Linked DNA regions of Homo sapiens: region 2 is linked to region 1. The links are chromatin loops, found by intact Hi-C in ENCODE. Cell type or tissue: dorsolateral prefrontal cortex. All regions are shown on one strand. Each heading gives the region's core, and the rest is flanking DNA. Links, peaks and the distances in the headings are about the cores only.

What was found. A loop is a pair of places that touch in the nucleus more often than their neighbours do. Peaks named below come from ENCODE experiments on the same cell type or tissue, not always from the same donor. Only the 100,000 strongest peaks of a DNase experiment are listed, where the experiment ranks them.
Region 2: a loop joins it to region 1, with 3 times the contacts of the local background. A loop is called at or near these places in 3 of 110 quality-filtered maps.

The regions. Positions count from the first base shown.
Region 1 is chr7:156,574,247-156,582,939 of GRCh38, reverse strand. All of the region lies in intron 2 of RNF32-DT (RNF32 divergent transcript), which reads left to right. Among named protein-coding and RNA genes, the nearest start is that of LINC00244, 38 kb to the right of the region's middle. In dorsolateral prefrontal cortex, for the core only: a CTCF peak has its summit at 4,174; DNase peaks (open chromatin) are centred at 3,809, 4,252, 4,524 and 4,849; H3K4me3 peaks cover 2,149 bases; H3K27ac peaks cover 3,874 bases.
Region 2 is chr7:156,510,972-156,519,664 of GRCh38, reverse strand. The region is part of intron 2 of RNF32-DT (RNF32 divergent transcript); the gene reads left to right. Among named protein-coding and RNA genes, the nearest start is that of LINC00244, 25 kb to the left of the region's middle. In dorsolateral prefrontal cortex, for the core only: a CTCF peak has its summit at 3,356 (motif pointing left); a DNase peak (open chromatin) is centred at 3,374; H3K4me3 peaks cover 703 bases.

The sequences.
Region 1 (8,693 bases), core at 383-8,382:
CGGGGCCCAGCAGGTGGTGCCCGTGAGTGAGCTGGCTGTGAGGCAATGGAGAATGGCAAGGCTTGTGTAGAAGTGGAGAGTCCACGCACCATCTAAGGGCATTCGATATGAATCTTCAAAATTCTGTGCTTGCTACAAAGCACGCCTGCTGAGGTATTTTCCTGGGAGCCGCCTTATGTAAAAATTTGGAAAAGCAGCGGCCTGGGCCTAGGGCTTCCATGTTCATTGCAGCACGGTTCACAGTAGCCAAGATATGGACGTGACCTATGCGTCCATCAGCAGATAAAAAAGATGTGTGTGAGAGAGATATACACACATATGTGCGTGTGTGTGTACACACATATATACACACAAAATGGAATATTATTCAGCCATGAAAAGAAGGAAATTCTGTCATTTATGACAACCTGGGTGAACTTGGAGGACATGGAGTAGAATAAGCCAGGTACAGAAGAAGGACAATTCTGCATATTCTCACTTAGATGCGGAATCTAAAAAAGTTGAACTCATAGAAGCAGAAGAATGGTGGTTACCAAGACAAAATCTTGATATTATCTTGGTTCTTAGAAATGCAGGATATTCACCTAGACTGTCATGATGTGGTTAAAATGGGTGAAGATGCTGCGTGACACAGGGAGAGGCAGCAGGACTTAGAAATGTGTAGGCTTTATAAGTTTGTAAAAGATTAAAATATTATCATTATTTATAGAGCATTACTTAGTGAAATACCAGTGAGCTCTCTCTCTCTCTCTCTCTCTCTCTCTCTCTCTCTCTCTCTCCCCCTCTCTCTCTCTCTCTCTCTCTCTCCGTCTCTCTCTCTCTCTCTCTCTCTCTCTCTTTACATTAATACTAAAGTTCCAGCTGGGCGTGGTGGCTCAGGCTTGTAATCCCAGCACTTTGGGTGGCCGAGGTGGGCGGATCACCTGAGGTCAGGAGTTTGAGACCAGCCTGACCAACATGGAGAAACCCCGTGTCTACTGAAGATACAAAATTAGCCGGACGTGGTAGCACATGTCTGTAATCCCAGCTACTCGGGAGGCTGAGGCAGGAGAATCGCTTGAACCTCGGAGGCAGAGGTTGTGGTGAGCTGAGATCACGCCACTGCACTCCAGCCTGGGCTACGAGAGTGAAAATTCTTCTCAAAACAAACAAACACACAAGCACACTAAAGTTCCACACTTTCAGTTAACTATATGTGGGCATGGTCTTTGGGCCCCGCAGAGTGCAGTTGTGCACACAGCTATCTATCTGTTTGGCTCCACGTCTTACCTTTCTGATGGATGAACCTAAGTCTAGAGTTTAATGGAGATAAAGCATCAAGATGGCACACAGTATCAAGAAACAGTATGCAGAGACTGTGTAAGGAAATACTCCTTTTTACAAATAAAGTATACTATATTTGGATGATTATGTAACTTTACAATTCAAAGATGGAGTTACAAGAAACATTTTGTGTTATGGCAACACGAAACTGGCTTTTTCTCAGCCTCTGTTGGGCATTGTCATGTGTGAGTATTCACATTTCATCGAGTTTAATTTCTTCTGTTGAGACTATCATAAAACGGCATTAATTTCTTCCTCACTTTCTGATTTTCTATCATTTTTTCACCTTTGCCATGTTCCCCTGGACTCCCTCCTAATGTTGGAGGAGCCCATGCCGAGGTGCTCCCACGCCACCCCAGGGCCTCATCTGTCTGCCTCCATCCTCGCCCTGCCTGAGGCTTTCTGCCTTCTGGTCTTTCTTCCTTTCTTCCATCTACACAGGTGTGCTGGGTAGATGCGCCTTCCTCTCTCCACCTGAGGCCCCTCCAGCTGCAACACTCTCTCGATGGCCAAACTTCCACAAAGCATTGCCTTCCTTCCCGTCTCCCACAGATGCTTCACCACGTCCGGCCCCCAGCTCCTCTCTTCCTCTGTCCACAGCTACTGCTCATGGACTACAACATGCCACGTCTGCATTTTGGATTTTGACTGTCTTGAGCTTGCCGCTCACATCTGTGGTTACCTCCTGGACATCACTGCACATGCTGCAGCATCTCAAACTCATTTCACTTTCTTCAAAACACCCCCTGATGTTTCTTTCAGTGAATCCTCTGTCCAGCTACATGTATTGCTTATGGCTGACACCCATCCCTCACCACGTACCAGCTGTAGCCTTGGGAACTACATTTGATGCGTCTGGGCCTTAGTTTCCCCATTTGTAAAGTGATGATGAAAAATCATACTCATTTCGTAGGGCTATTGTGAAAATTCAGTGTGTTAATATACGTAAAGCCTATTGAAGAAGGCTTGGCATGTTGAAAGGGTTCAACATGTGTTATCATATAGCTTTGATTCTGGTTTTACAAAAGTAGATCATACTATGCTATCTTTTTTTTTTTTTTTTTTTTTGCCTTTGAGACAGAATCTTGCTTCATCTAGGCTGGAGTGCAGTGGTGCAATCTCGGCTCACTGCAACCTCTGCCTCCGGGGTTCAAGTAATTCTCGTGCCTCAGCCACTCCAGTAGCTGAGATGACAGGCATGTGCCACCACGTCGGCTAATTTGTGTACTTTTTGTAGAGATGGGGTTCACCACGTTGGCCAGCCTGGTCTTGAACTCCTGGGCTCAAGCGATCCACCCACCTTGGCTTCCCAAAGTGCTGGGATTACAGGCATGAGCCACCGTGCCCAGCCTTATGCAATCTTTTTAAATCCAGTATTTTGTGGACCTCTTTTCAGGTCATGTTACCTGTTTTTCAAAATGTTTGTCCAGTGTTGCATGGTAGAGATGCTTGTGAAATGCTCTTCCTGTGCGTCGATGACACGCCTCTGATTTCCTCCCCCATCCTCTGGCTGTCCTTGTCCAAGGGTCCTTTGTGGGGTCTTTGTTTTGGGTCCTACCTGGAACATTCTGATTGTTCAGGGTTTTGTTCCAGACCTTCTTCCCTTTTCTCTTTATGCACTTCCTTGTTTGTGAGCTCACCCCACCACCCTGATGTTAACATACGCCAAGTCTCCAAAATCTGTATGTCTAGCGGAGCTCTCTCCCCACCTGCCTCTGGTCACCTGCACTTGAATGTTTTCAAGGCACTTCAACTTCTACAAGTCATTTTCACCCAGGCATGACACCTCATCCCTCTGGCTTTCCCGCAGAAATTCAGGAATCACACTTGCTTTCTCGCCTGCCGCCCCTCCCCCCACCACTCACAGACACACCACCACCCCATGGACTCGCCTCTGAACTTGTCACAAGTCCCTCTCATCCCCATTGCCTTGGCCTATCCCCTCTCACATGGTGGCTGCCCAGCTGGCCCCTCGTAACCCTTCCTCACCCTGCAGGCACAGAGATCCCCCTCCAAAAAACCGGGCTGTGTCTTTTCTTTCCTTAAAACCCTTCAGAATCTCCCTGGCACACCGAATGCTCACAGCTCTTGGGCTCTGCCTCCACGGAACCCTCCACTTTTGTGTTTGGCCGTTTCCTGTCATGGAACTATCTTCCATTTCTCAGTCTCTGGGCGGCTCTCACCTCTGGGTCTTCATGTGTGTTGTTCTCAGACTGGACCCTTCTTCCTCTAGCAAGCAGGGGAGCAGATTCTTGGCATCCTTCAGATCCCAAGGTAAACGCCGCCTCCTCCAGGTCTTCCTGGGTCTTTTCTTTCTCCGTAGGGCAGCTGCCCTTGTGTTTGTCCCCACTCCCCCCCGCCCCCCCACCACCTCCCCGGGCTTCCCTAACCCAGCTGTGATCATGAGGACTCAATTGCTTGTCTGTTTTGGTCTCATTCACCATTGTCATCACGCCCTCTGGGCTTAGCAGTGTCTGACGCGTTGTGGGACTCACAGCCTTTGCTGAGTTGAATTGCTTTTGGAGTCAGTGCCCATTTGCAAAGGCTGTGGAGCCTCCTGTGAGGAAGATGCACAGATGCATCTGCTCCCCAGTTACTGGTGACCTTGGTGTTCAGACCCCCTGAGCCCAGGCTGTGAACTCCGGTCCTGGGGCGTCACACGTCTCTAGGGTACACACACTGCGTGGCGGCCAGCGCGGGTATGTCCTCGGCCCCCTCAGCGCTCCGTGCCCCTTCAGCACAGAAGCGAAGGGTCCAGCGCTGTTTTAGGCACTTTGTGTGTGTCATACCGTGTAGTCACCATGGATGAGATGTGTACCCAGCTTGCAGGTGGAGAGCCTGAGGCACAGAGAGGGCGAGTGACTCCAAGGTCACTCGGGTGGCCGTGGGTCAGCCGGGATGGCAGCCAGCGTCCGCCCTGCTGGCCAGCATGCAGCACTGCCCCCCGAGGACACCCAGGGCTGCTTGGCGTGCGTGGTGGTGGCGGATCACGGCGAAGCCAGGGGTCTGTCTCTGACCAGTCGTATTTCTCCTGTAGAACGCTGCCGAAGCAGTGTCAGGCACAGGTCGGGCTGTCAGGTGAATATCAGGCTGGGAGGAGAAAATGCTCAGAATGGATGCATGCCCTCCTTTTCCTCCCTGGCAGGTGTTCTAAAGAAAAAGAAATTAGGTCTGGGCCAGAGGATGTCCTCAGCGCCTCAGAGGAGGAGGAGCAAAGCAGGGGCCGCAGGAGCAGGACCGCTTGTTCCCGATTCCGCAGCTTCTGAACATCATGAAGACTGAGTGCATTGAGATGCATAAAAAATACTTCTGACCTTCATTGTCATTTGGAGAGATGCTTTTTTTTTTGTTATGAATTCCCCCTTTTCTGACATTTCGTCTTTGGTAAGTTAGATAATGCAGACAGCTCTTCCTACAAATCTGATGTTCTATTATTACCCCATTGGCAGCTCAATGTGGAGCAGTCACCAAAGGGGACAATTGACAAAGGCATGTCTGTCTTGGCCTCTGTCCAAGGGGCTTAGTTCTTTAAGTGTGAGGACTGTAAGACGGCCTTATTAATAAGGAAGATGAGCTTGGAGGATTGCCTGCTCACAGCTGCTTGCATCTCATAGAGGTTTTAGCTCTGTAAAACAACTAAGCAGGCATTGCTGTCTCTACTGACAACTCTGGAAATTAAGAAAACAAGCTGGGTGTGGAAGTGCGCGCCTGTGGTCCCAGCTACTCGGGAGGCTGAGGCAGGAGGATCACTTGAACCCAGGAGTTCGAGGTTGCAATGAGGCATGATTGCATCACTGCACTCCAGCCTGGGCAAAGAGCAAGACCCTGACTTTAAGGAAAAAACAAAATAAAACAACACAGAGAAGTTAAAGTGATTTGTCCAGTTATGAAACAGAGAGATAGCATAAAGGTTAGGAACTGGGTTTTATGGTGCCTTCCCCTTTTATTTAATCTCCCTCAGTCAGCGCCTTCCAGAATGTGGTAAGTGGAGAGGCCCAAATTCTAAGATGAATGATTCATGGTGTGTGTGTATACTTGTATGTATTTATAATTGAGATCATTTTACATTCAATAAGATGCGGAGATCTGAGGTGCTCAATTTGAGTCTTAACACACACATATCCATGTAGCCCTGCCCCAAACAAAATGCAGAACCTTTTTATCATCCCAGAAAAGTTCCCTCATGACCCTCTTTAGTCATTCCTCATTTCCTGCTCCCAAATCAGGCAACCACTTTCTGAATTCTGTCACCATGGGTGAATGTTGCCTGTTCCTGGAGTTGATGGACAGCATAGACTCTCTTGGGTCTGACTTCTTCCACCCAGTAACGCATTTGAAATTGATCCCCACGGTCATATACATCAGTAGTTCGTTCCTGTTTATTGCTGAATAGTCCTCGGTGGTATAAATATGCCACAATTAAACAAATATGAATGAATTACTTTTGACTTTACTTTTTCCCCTTGCATTGAATTGTTTTGTGTTGTAGGATGGTGCTACCTGTATGAGAAGCGCAGCGTGTGCCTTGCTATGCTATGTTCTGTCTGAGCGGCTCATCTCCTTAGCCCGTCCCTCATTGCATGATTAATTAACCGACCCTCACCTCCCCAGACAGATGCTCACTGACACCCATCACACACCAGGCAGTGGTCTGCACCTCAGAGATGTGGTGGTATTTTAAAACGCCCACATTCCTGCCCCCGCAGAGTGGACAGTCAGGTGGGGAAGACAGACAGCAGGAGGTGTTGGCAGAACGTGCGGCCTGTCCTGGGTGATTAATGAAGGTTAGGGAGGAAAATCAACTTGGAAGGGAATAGAAAGTAACGGTGTAGAGTGCAGTTTCAGAGCGAGTAACCGGGGAGAAGCATGGGAGAAAGACCTGAAGAGGAAAGGGAATTCCGCGTGGATATTTTGGGGAGCACCTTCCAGGTGGAGGGGAAACCAACTGCAAAGGTGCGAGACAGGAGCAAACCTCAAATTCAAGAGCAATTCAAGAGCAACGCGTGCGGTTGGTGTGTGGTGGGTGTGACCAGAGTGAGCCCAGGGGGAAGGGGAAGGGTGGACTCTAGGACCCGGTTAGGGACTTGGGTTATTTGCTTGGAAGCTCAATGCCATCTTCCTATTTGGAGGGGACAAAGCTCTGGCGAACATCTTGTTTGATAGCCAGATTTGGGATGTATTAATTAACGGAGGGGATTGCATCATCTATGTCCCCCAGGTGGCAATGCTTGAGACACAGGAGTCTCTCATTTGCTTAGATAAACCAGAAATCAAAGCAAAATAAAACATATGAGTTTTGAAAACAGAAAGCAGATTGGTCTTATTGGCAACTTGAGAAATCTTTCTTGGTCCTAGAGAAGGATATTCCTTTAGTGGCTGGCGTTGGCTTCAGTCGCTACTCCCTAATGGAAGCAGCTGGCTCAGTGCCTGGGCAGCACCTCTCACTCAGGGCTGGAGAGGACTCAGCAGGATGGGTCTAGAAAGTTCTGGGGAAGCCAGAAGCTTATACGATTTTGGGAATGCTTTTAAGTAAAAGGACATAAAATTATGAAGACAAATTGCTGGGACTCTCTTGGAGTCTTGGAAGGACCCGGGGAATGATACGTTCCTTTGCTTCAGGGAGAATGTGTCCTGATGGGGAGGGGAAGATGGATCCCAGGAGGGGCTAAAAAGGTCCGAGTCATATTTGTATGGAAGCCATTTATAAGCTCTTCTCACTGCCCTAATACAATTTACATGAATGCAAAGTTATGAAACTACCCCTTTCCTTTTTCGTTTTCCCTTTCATGTTGCATTTTGTGATGTTTTGCTCCTAAAGGGAATTTTCTAAAAACTAAAAGTAAATTTATTGAAGGTTTGCATAACATAAAATTAACCAATTTATTAATTTTTTTATTTAAACATACTCAATGTATTTCCATCTAGTTTTGTTAATTTCAAATTGTCCCAAATTGTTCCTGGGAACCTTTTCGCATAGCATTTTTTTTTAATCCTTCACGCCCTTCCACCCTTCCCCCTAAGTCCTGAAAGTCCATGGTATCATTCTTATGCCTTTGCATCCTCATAGCTTAGCTCCCACTTATGAGTGAGAACATATGATGTTTGGTTTTCCATTCCTGAGTTACTTCTCTTAGAAGAATGATCTCCAACTCCATCCAGGTTGCTGTGAATGCCATTCTTTCTTTCCTTTTTATGGTTGAGTAGTATTCCATGATACATATATATATGTGTGTGTATATATATATATATCTCACATTTTCTTTATCCACTCAGTTAATAGGCATTTAGGCTGGTTCCATATTTTTGCAATTGCGAATTGAGCTGCTATAAACATTCATGTATAAGTGTCCTTTTCATATAGTGACTTATTTTCCTCTGAGTAGATACCCAGTAGTGTGATTGCTGGATCCAGTGGTAGTTCTACCTTTAGTTCTTTAAGGAATCTCCATACTGTCTTCCACAGTAGTTGCACTAGTTTACATTCCCACCAGCAGTGTAAAAGTGTTCCCTTTTTTATCATATCCATGCCAACATCTGTTATTTTTTGATTTTTTGATCATGGCCATTCTTGCAGAAGTAAGGTGGTGTTGCATTGTGGTTTTGATTTGCATTGTGATTATTAGCGATGTTGAGCATTTTTTCCTATGTTTGTTGGCCATTTGTATATCTTCTTTTAAGAATTGTCTGTTCATGTCCTTTGCCCACTTTTTGACAGGATTATTTGTTTTTTTCTTGCTGGTTTGTTTGAGTTCCTTATAGATTCTGGATATTAGTCCTTTGCTGGATCCATAGTTTGCAAATATTTTCTCCCACTCTGTGGGTTGTCTGCTTACTCTGCTGATTGTTTCCTTTGCTGTGCAGAAGCTTTTTAGTTTAATTAAGTCCCATCTGTTTATTTTTGTTCTTGTTGCATTTGCTTTTGGATTCTTGGTCATGAACTCTTTGCCTAAGCCAATGCCTAGAATGGTTTTTCTGATATTATCTTCTAGAGTTTTTATGGCTTCAGGTCTTAAAGTCCTTGATCCGTCTTGAGTTGATTTTTTCTATAAGGTGAGAGATGAGGATTCAGCTTCATTCTTTCACATGTGACTAGCCAATTATCCCAGCACCACTTGTTGAATAGGGTGTCCTTTCTCCACTTTATGTTTTTGTTTGCTTTCTTGAAGATCAGTTGCCTATAAATATTTGGCTTTATTTTTGAGTATTCTGTTCCATTGGTCTACATGCCAATTTTTATACCAGTACCATGCTGTTTTGGAAACTACAGCTTTGTAGTATAGTTGAAGTCAGGTAATGTGATACCTCCAGATTTGTTCTTTCTGCTTAGTCTTGCTTTGGCAATGCAGGGTCTTTTTTGGATTTTGGTCTTT
Region 2 (8,693 bases), core at 157-8,156, 63 kb after region 1:
TGCAAGTGAGATGATTAAAAAATATTTGTAAGAAAAATATTAGACATATTTATGTTCTTCTGCTTATTACTTAGCAATCTGTTTTTCAGTAACGGGCCAAAAGCAAACAGGAAAACAAGCAGAGAAAGAGAAACAAAGGGAACCTCATACATAAAAAGCCAGGAACCTGACGAGCAATTAGCTTTGCATTTACCAACCATCTGTCTTCTCAAAGAACATTTATGTTGGGGAGATTTGACACCTCCCTTGATCTCCACTGGCCACCGTCATCCCTGCACAAGGACGGTGAATGCCTGCCATGTAGGCAAAACAGAGGGTCTACCATGCACATCCGAAAAACAGCGGGCCTACCACGCCCATCCGAATCCTAACTCATTGCCTTCGTCTCCTCTTGCAAATGGATGGCTGCCGCTCAGCCCCTCTATGTAGAAACTCTGTAGCCCAGATTTAATCTGTTCTGGTTTTCTCTTGTTGTGTCATAACCCCAACACCAGTGGCATCAAACGACAAACCTATCATGCTCACGGTGCTGTGAGCCAGGCATCCAGGCGTCCAGGCGTCCAGGTGTCCAGGCAGGTGCAGCAGGGCTGGTTGGTGTCTGCCCTGTGGTTGCTGGGGCGGCTCAAGTAGCCGGATGGGTCAGGGGTGGCTTCACTGGGGTCACTTGTGGAGCCTCGCTCATGCCTGTTGGCTCTTGGTTCCTCTTGAGTTGCAGCTTCGGGTGCTGGAACGTCTTAGAAGCTTTGTCAGTTGCTTCTCTGTCCTCTAGGGTGGGGTGGCTGGAAGAGTTGGGGCTGGCCAGGGACTTCGCTCCCTCCAGACAGCCTGTCCACTTGGCTGGCAGGGGCTTCTCCTCACATGGTGGTTTCTGGGTGGCCAAGGGCCTCACATGGTGTCTGGCCTCCCTTAGAGCAAGGATTCTGTGAGAAGGAGGTGGACGCTGCCGTCATGCTAATGCCTGGGCCCAGACCTGGGCCATCACTTCTGTCTCCTCATGTCGGCCCAGCAGTCACAGGCCCTGCCCATACTCCAGAGGTGGGGATGGAGCACGTGCGGGTAGATGAGGTGTGGGTCAGAGAGGTTGTGGCCATTTCAAATATGCACAGAGGCTTTTATCTTTCTCATCATCTTAGTGTATATTTTTGATATTGTTCGGTGTCATTGTGTATTGAAAGTTAATTAAATTTTGTTAATTTACTCAACTACAACAAGTATTTCATCTGAAGTTCATTTTTCCTGGTCATTTTAATCCAAGAGCTCATTATGGCTCTGAAGTCCCTCTGGGGTGTCCACCAGGCCATTACATTCATAAAATATTCTGTTATTGATGTCTGAGATGGATGGTGTGGAGAGCCACCATTTGCCTGTGTGTTCCTCTGCTGACAGACATGTGGCCATTGTGAATAGCACCGCCATGAACGTGGTGACTGCGGCCATCACAAGGACATGGCCTCCTGCCTGCCCCACAGGCAGAATCCGTCAGAGGTGTGCTTGTTGGTGAGCCTCCCTCACACAGCCTCACTCGTACAGTCTCCCACACAGCCTCCCTCATGGGCCTGCAATACACAGCTTCCCTTACACGCCCCCCTCACATGCCTCCCTCACACAGCCTCCCTCACACAGCCTTCCTCACGGGCCTTCCTCACAAAGTCTCCCACATGGCCTCCCTCATGGGCCTCTGGTACACAGCCTCTCTCACATGCCTCCCTCACACAGCCTCCTTCACACAGCCTCCCTCACACAGCCTCCCTCACACAGCCTCCTTCACACAGCCTCCCTCACACAGCCTCCCTCGCATAGCCTCCTTCACACAGCCTCCCTCACGGGCTTCCCTCACAAAGTCTCCCACATGGCCTCCCTCATGGGCCTCTGGTACACAGCCTCTCTCACATGCCTCCTTCACATAGCCTCCTTCACACAGCCTCCCACACAGCCTCCCTCACACAGCCTCCCTCACACAGCCTCCTTCACACAGCCTCCCTCACACAGCCTCCCTCACACAGCCTCCTTCACACAGCCTCCCTCACGGGCTTCCCTCACAAAGTCTCCCACATGGCCTCCCTCATGGGCCTCTGGTACACAGCCTCTCTCACATGCCTCCTTCACATAGCCTACCTCACACAGCCTCCTTCACAGCCTCCCTCACACAGCCTCCCTCACACAGCCTCCCTCATAGCCTACCTCACACAGCCTCCCTCACGGGCTTCCCTCACATGCGTCCCTCACACAGCCTCCTTCACAGCCTCCCACACAGCCTCCCTCACACAGCCTCCCTGACAGCCCCCCTGAAACAGCCTGCCTCACACAGCCTCCCTCACACAACCTACATGACAGCCTCCTTCACATAGTCTCCCTCACACAGCCTCCCTCACAGCCTCCCCAGCACAGCCTCCCTGATGCAGCTTCCCTCACACAGCCTACCAGAAAGCCTCCCACACAGCCTCCCTCACATGCCTCCCTCACACAGCCTCCCTCACACAACCTTCATGACAGCCTCCTTCACATAGTCTCCCTCACACAGCTTCCCTCACAGCCTCCCCGACACAGCCTCCCCAACATAGCCTCCCTGATGCAGCTTCCCTCACACAGCCTACCACAAAGCCTCCCAAACAGCCTCCCACACAGCCTCCCTCATATGCCTCCCAGACAGCCTCCCTCACACAGCCTCCATGACAGCCTCCTTCACCCAGCCTCCCTCACACAGTCTCCCTCATGAACCTCCCATACATAGCCTCTCTCACATGCCTCCCGTACACAGCCTGCTACACAGCCTCCCTCAGCAGGGATGGTGAAGAGGGATTGAACCTCCAGCCTGGAAACAAGGGAGGCAGCTAGAGGAGGAGCAGGAGGCAGAAGGCTGGACAGGAGGAAAACGATGACTGCTCCCTGCATATATATGTGCTCAGAATTTCCTGGAAACACGCCGTCCTAGAAACAGATCAGGCTGTCAGACTGCGACACCTCCCCTTTTCGAAAGGCGACAGTCTTGATTTATGGAACGGACACAAATGACTCCCCTTCGCTTCAGCGACCATCTTCCTTTCGTGTTCGACTCAGGCTTTGTTAGGATGGAGGGGGCCAGGAAGGGTTTTGGTTGGAGAGCCCTGGGGCGGGCTGTGGAGTTGTAAGGCAAGTGAATGAGTAGAAACGGTTTAAAAAAGGACTGTGGACTTTAGACGCTCAGTGTCGTGAGTGACTGAAATGATAGTCAACCTAAGGTCATGTCCAACAGAAATGTCAACAAAATGGAATGCAAAAAAAAAAAAAAAAAAGCCGAACAAGCAAACGAAAATAAGGGTTGAGAGTCTGGTCGCTCTGACCTTGAATGAGTTAGTGTCATGTGCTGCCACCCAGTGTGAAGGCAAACGGCTTTTGTGAAAACAGCGTTCTTGGTGGGGTTCGGCTTCTCCGGCCTCTCCAGGTCTGGGCAGCAGAATCTTCATAGAAAAAGCCCCATGGGCCGCTCCAGTGTGGGTGCTGCCTGCAGCTGTGCCTGGCATTGTCTGCGTGGAACCTCCTGCTGGTGCCAAAGGTCCCGATGAGGCTGGGTGAGCCTATACAGTGCAGTGAGAATGGCAAGCACTAATGTGAGCATGAACAGTAGTAATGGCAGCATTAGCATGTGGCGTTTATGGAGTGCCAACTTTGTGTCGGGCACTGGTCTAAGATGGTTGCATGTCTTACAGCCGCCCAGTGGGGTTAAGCACGGTCATTGTCCCCATTTCTTAGAGGGAAACTGAGTCAAGACCGAGTTCCTTCCTGAGGTTATACAGATGGGAAGTACAGGAGCCAGGATGTGAGCCAGACGATGGCCTCCAGAACTTGTGTCCCCAGCTGCGAGAGGCCCACACAGCAGCCTGTGGGAATACCGACTGTGGGATGGAGTGTGAATTCCCAGCTCTCCTTCCCTAGGGGTCTGGGGGAAGTGTCTCTCGGATGCAAGAGAACACTCTTACTTTGATCCTGTCTGACTCTTCGCGCATTATGGAGTTTCTGTTGCCTTCCCTCATCTGACGTAGCTCTGGACCCCGCTGGTTTGTTCTGGGAAGGGCTCCTCTCCCTCAGGGACTCAGGAAACCCCAAACTGCCACTGACTTCCCAGGCCTGTGATTCACACTGTTCTTGGTGGCTTTTGTGGGGGAAGAATAAGCTTTAATAATTATAAGGCCCCTTAGAGAGCATCGGTAGCCTGAAGGAATCAAACTGTCAAACTCACTTTTCAATTTTCCAAACCTTACTGTCCCACCCAAGAATTTGGGCAAGTTAATTTTTTCCTTTAAATTATTAGTAAAAATAATGCCCTGTGAATGATTTCTTGGGAAAGCCAATGTAATAGAAACAAAAAAGTGTTAATTTTGGGAAAACATCTGGGGTTCAAACTGAAATGAAATTGACATAAGAGAGGCACAGTGGAGAGATTTGGCATGGCTAGGAAAATAGCTTCTGTATTCTCTTTTTCATCTGTGTCCTGCTTGTTTGAGGCGAGCATAACAACCGTTTCACTCGATGCAATATGTCTATTTCATCTTGAAGACTGGCACTGGGAGTTAGCAGGGCCACACATGAAAGCCCTGCTCTGCACTTCGAGGCCCTTCTAATCTTGTTAGAAGTCGAAAGTCCTCAGCTCTGAGCTATTAGAATATGTGGGACTAGGAGAGACATGAAATACTCTGCACTTTGGGAGGATGGAAAAGCACACTGAAGGAAGGAGGTAACGCAGCTGGCATCCCCAAAAGCTTGTTCACAAATACTTATTAAGTGTCTTCTGTCTGCAAAGTCATGTGATAGTGTTATGTGGATTACGACAATAATTACTTGAGCAACCCCTCTGCAAGGGAAATCCAACACATCAACACAAATAACCATGGCACGCGGTGCGCAGTGAGGAGCAACACAGTAAGTACAGGTTGTTCTTGATGTTCGAAGGAGGGAAACGCTGCTCCAAGCTCTGGAAGGTCCGAGAGCAGAGGCGGATGGGAGGGTGAGGAGCATCGGAAGGCGGGACATGGAACAGAGGACAAAGAATGGGAATGGTCTTGACAAAGTCCTGGGGTTTGAATGGGTAGAGACGGTGGAATGGGATTTGAAGTCACTGGATCAGATACGTAAACCATTTAGGGTTGAAAAGCATAAGATGTCTGTGGTTACCAAATGAATGGGTCTGTGGAAGACAAAAATGGGTAAGCAGGTGAGTGAGACAGGACCATACAGGGCCAGGATGCAGAGGCCCCGGGTTCCCAGCACAAGTGTCCTTTACTAAGTAAGCAATGTGGGGGTTTTCCCACACACACGTGAACGCACACACACACACACCCATAGCTTTATTGATGTATAATTTACCTAAAATGCACCTCACTCCATTAGAGTGTACTATTCACTGGGTTCTGATGGATGTGAAGTCCTGTAACTACCACCACAATAACGTTTCAGAATACTTCCATCACCCCCCAAATTCCCTCCTGTCCCTTTGCAGGTAATTCCAGCTCCTACCCCAGCCTCTGGCAATCACTAACCTGCTTTCTCCCTCGATAGCTTCACCTTTCCTGGAATTTCATGTAAAGAGAATCATACAGTATGGAGTCTCCCATGACTGGCTTCCCTCTGGGGCATGACATGGTAGAGTCACCCATGCTGCTGCATATGTTAAGAGTTGAGTTGTTTTTATCGCTGAGTAATATTTCATTGCATGGTTATACTACATTTTGTTTACTCACCAGTTGATGGATATTTGGGTTCTTTCCAGTTTTTGGCTATTATGAATGATGCTATTACGAACATTCACATAAAACTTTTAATGTGGACGTATTTCTTCATTTTTCTTGGGTAGATGCCTAGAAGTGGGATTGATGGGTTTGTTGGTAAGTGTATGTTTAACTTAATAAGAAATTGCCAAAACTGTTTCCATTTTCTACATCCAGCGATAATGTATGTATATTATTTCATCAACTTAGCTAAAGGTTTATAAATGTTATTGATCTTTCTAAGAACCATTTCTTGGCTTCATTGATTTTTAACTATTGCTTGCCTTTTGTCCATTTCATTGATTTCTACACTATCTTGATGATCTCTTTCCTTCTTACTTTGGGTTTAATTTGACCTTTTCCTAGCTTCTTAAAATGGCATTTCATATCATTGACTATAGACTTTAAGCTGTCAGCAGTAAGCATGCTACTTTAGCTACGTCTCACAAATTTTGGTATGTTGTGTTTTCATTTTCATTTTGTTCCAGATATGTTTTCCTTATGATGTCTCCTTTGACCTATTGATTATGTATAAGCATTGTGTGTGCAGTTTCCACATATTTGGGGATTTGCCAGAATATTTTTTCTGTTTTAATTTAAAATTTTATTCTGCTGTGGTCAGAGAACATACTCTTCATGATTTCAGTCTCTTTAAATGTATAGAGAATTGCTTTATCCCAGGATGTGGTCTATCCTGTTGAATGTTCCCTGTGTGTTTGAAAAGAATGTATATTTTACTGTTGTTGAGTGGAATGCTTTCCAGATGTCAGTTGTTTGACAGTGTTGCTCAAGTCTTCTATGATCTTGCTGGTGTTCTATCTACTTGATCTACGAATTATGGATGGAGGAGTAGTGAAACATCTAGCTATAACTAGTTGTCTATTTCTTCTTTCGATTCTGTCAGTTTTGCTTCCTGTATTTGGAGTTCTATTGTTAGGTGCATATATGCCTAAATTATTATATATTTCTTCTACATTGGACATTTTATCATTATGAAATGTACCTCTTTGTCTTGAGTAATATTCTTTAGCTTAAAACTATTCGTGTGATATTAACATAGCCAATCTACTGCTCTCATATGTACAGTTTGCATATCTTTTCACTTTTACTGTCTTTGTAGCTTTGATTTAAAATATGTCTTATGTAGAAAGCATATAGTTAGATCTAGTCTCACAATCTCTGCCTTTTGATTGGAGTGGCAAGTAAATTTATATTTAATGTAATTATTGATATGCTTAGATTCATGTCTGTCATTTTGCTCTCTTGTTCTTCCTTCTTTTGTATTAAATATTTAAGTGGAACATTTTTATATCTCTATTGATTTCTTAGCTATATTTCTTTGTGTGCTTTAAAAATTATTTGTAGTTGTTCTAGGGATTATGTAAGTATTTTAAACTTATCACGATCTACTTCAAGTTGTTACTGACTTTCTTCTGGTAAAATATAGGCACTTTGTACTCATATAGCTTCATTTTCTCTTCCCTTTCTTTTTGCTGTTGTTGATACACACACACACACGTACATATATATATATGTATGTATAACATATATGTGCATGATGTATATATGTATAAAATCTATATTTATACAATTAGAATTAAAATATATATAATATTACACATATGTATATACATACACACATATGCACACACACACACATTCGTATATGTTAAAATCCAACAACACAGTATATATTTTTTGCTTTAAACACTCTTTAAAAGAAATTAAGAGATAAAAAGAAAAGTATATATTCTTGTGTATTTATGCAGATTATAACTCGTATTTACCATTTCTGGCATGTTTTATTCTTTCCTATGGATCTGAGTTACTATCTGGTGTCATTTCCCTTCAGCCCACAGGAATTCTTTTATCATTGTTTGTAGTGAAGTTCTAATAGCAACAAACTCTGTTTTTTTTTTTCTTTTTTTTTTTTTTTGATATGGAGTCTTGCTCTGTCACCCAGGGTGGTGTATAGTGACGCAATCTCAGCTCACTGCAACCTCTGCCTCCCAGGTTCAAGCAATTCTCCTGCCTCAGCCTCTTGAGTAGCTGGAATTACAGGTGCATGCCACCATGCCTGGCTAATTTTTGTATTTTTTAGCAGAGATGGGGTTTTGCCATGTTGGCCAGGGTGGTCTTGAACTCCTGACCTCAAGTGATCTCCTGCCTTAGCCTCCCAAAGTGTTGGGATTACAGGCATGAGCCACCACGCCTGGCCTCTATCTGTATTTTCATATCTAGGAAAGTTTTAATTTCATTACCATGTTTGAAGGATAGTCTAACTGAATATAGAATTCTTGGTTGATAGTTTTATTCTTTTTGCACTTGAATATGTCATGTCTATTGGCCACATGGTTTCTGGTGAGAAATTAACTTTAAATTGTATCTCTGTTTCTCTATATGTGATATGTTATTTTTCTCTTGCCGCTTTTTAGATTTTCTCTTTATCTTTGGCTTTCAGCAGTTTGACTATAATGTGTCCAATTGTGGCTTTCTTATTGTTCATCTTACTTGGGGTTGGTGAGTTTCTTGGATCTGTAAGTTAGTGTTTTTCACCAAAACTGGGAAGTTTTTGTAAACTATTTCTTCAAATAATTTTTTTCCCTTCTTTTCTCCTCTACTTCTGGGGCTCTAATTACATGTATGTTGGTATGTCTAACATTGATCTGCAGGCTCTGAGGCTCTATTCATTTTTCTTTGTCTTTCTTCTCTCTCTTCTTTGGATTGAATATTTTCTACTGATCTTTCTTTAAGTTCATTGATTTTTTTTTTTCTTCTGCTACCTCATAGCTGCTGCTGAGCCCATCTAGTGAAATTTTTATTTCAGTTATTTTACTTTCCAGGTCTAGAATTTCTGTTTGGTTCTATTATATAGTTTCCAATATTTTGTTCTCTACCTATTCAGTCATGTTTAGCACATTTTACTTTAATCCTTTGGATGTATTTTCTTTT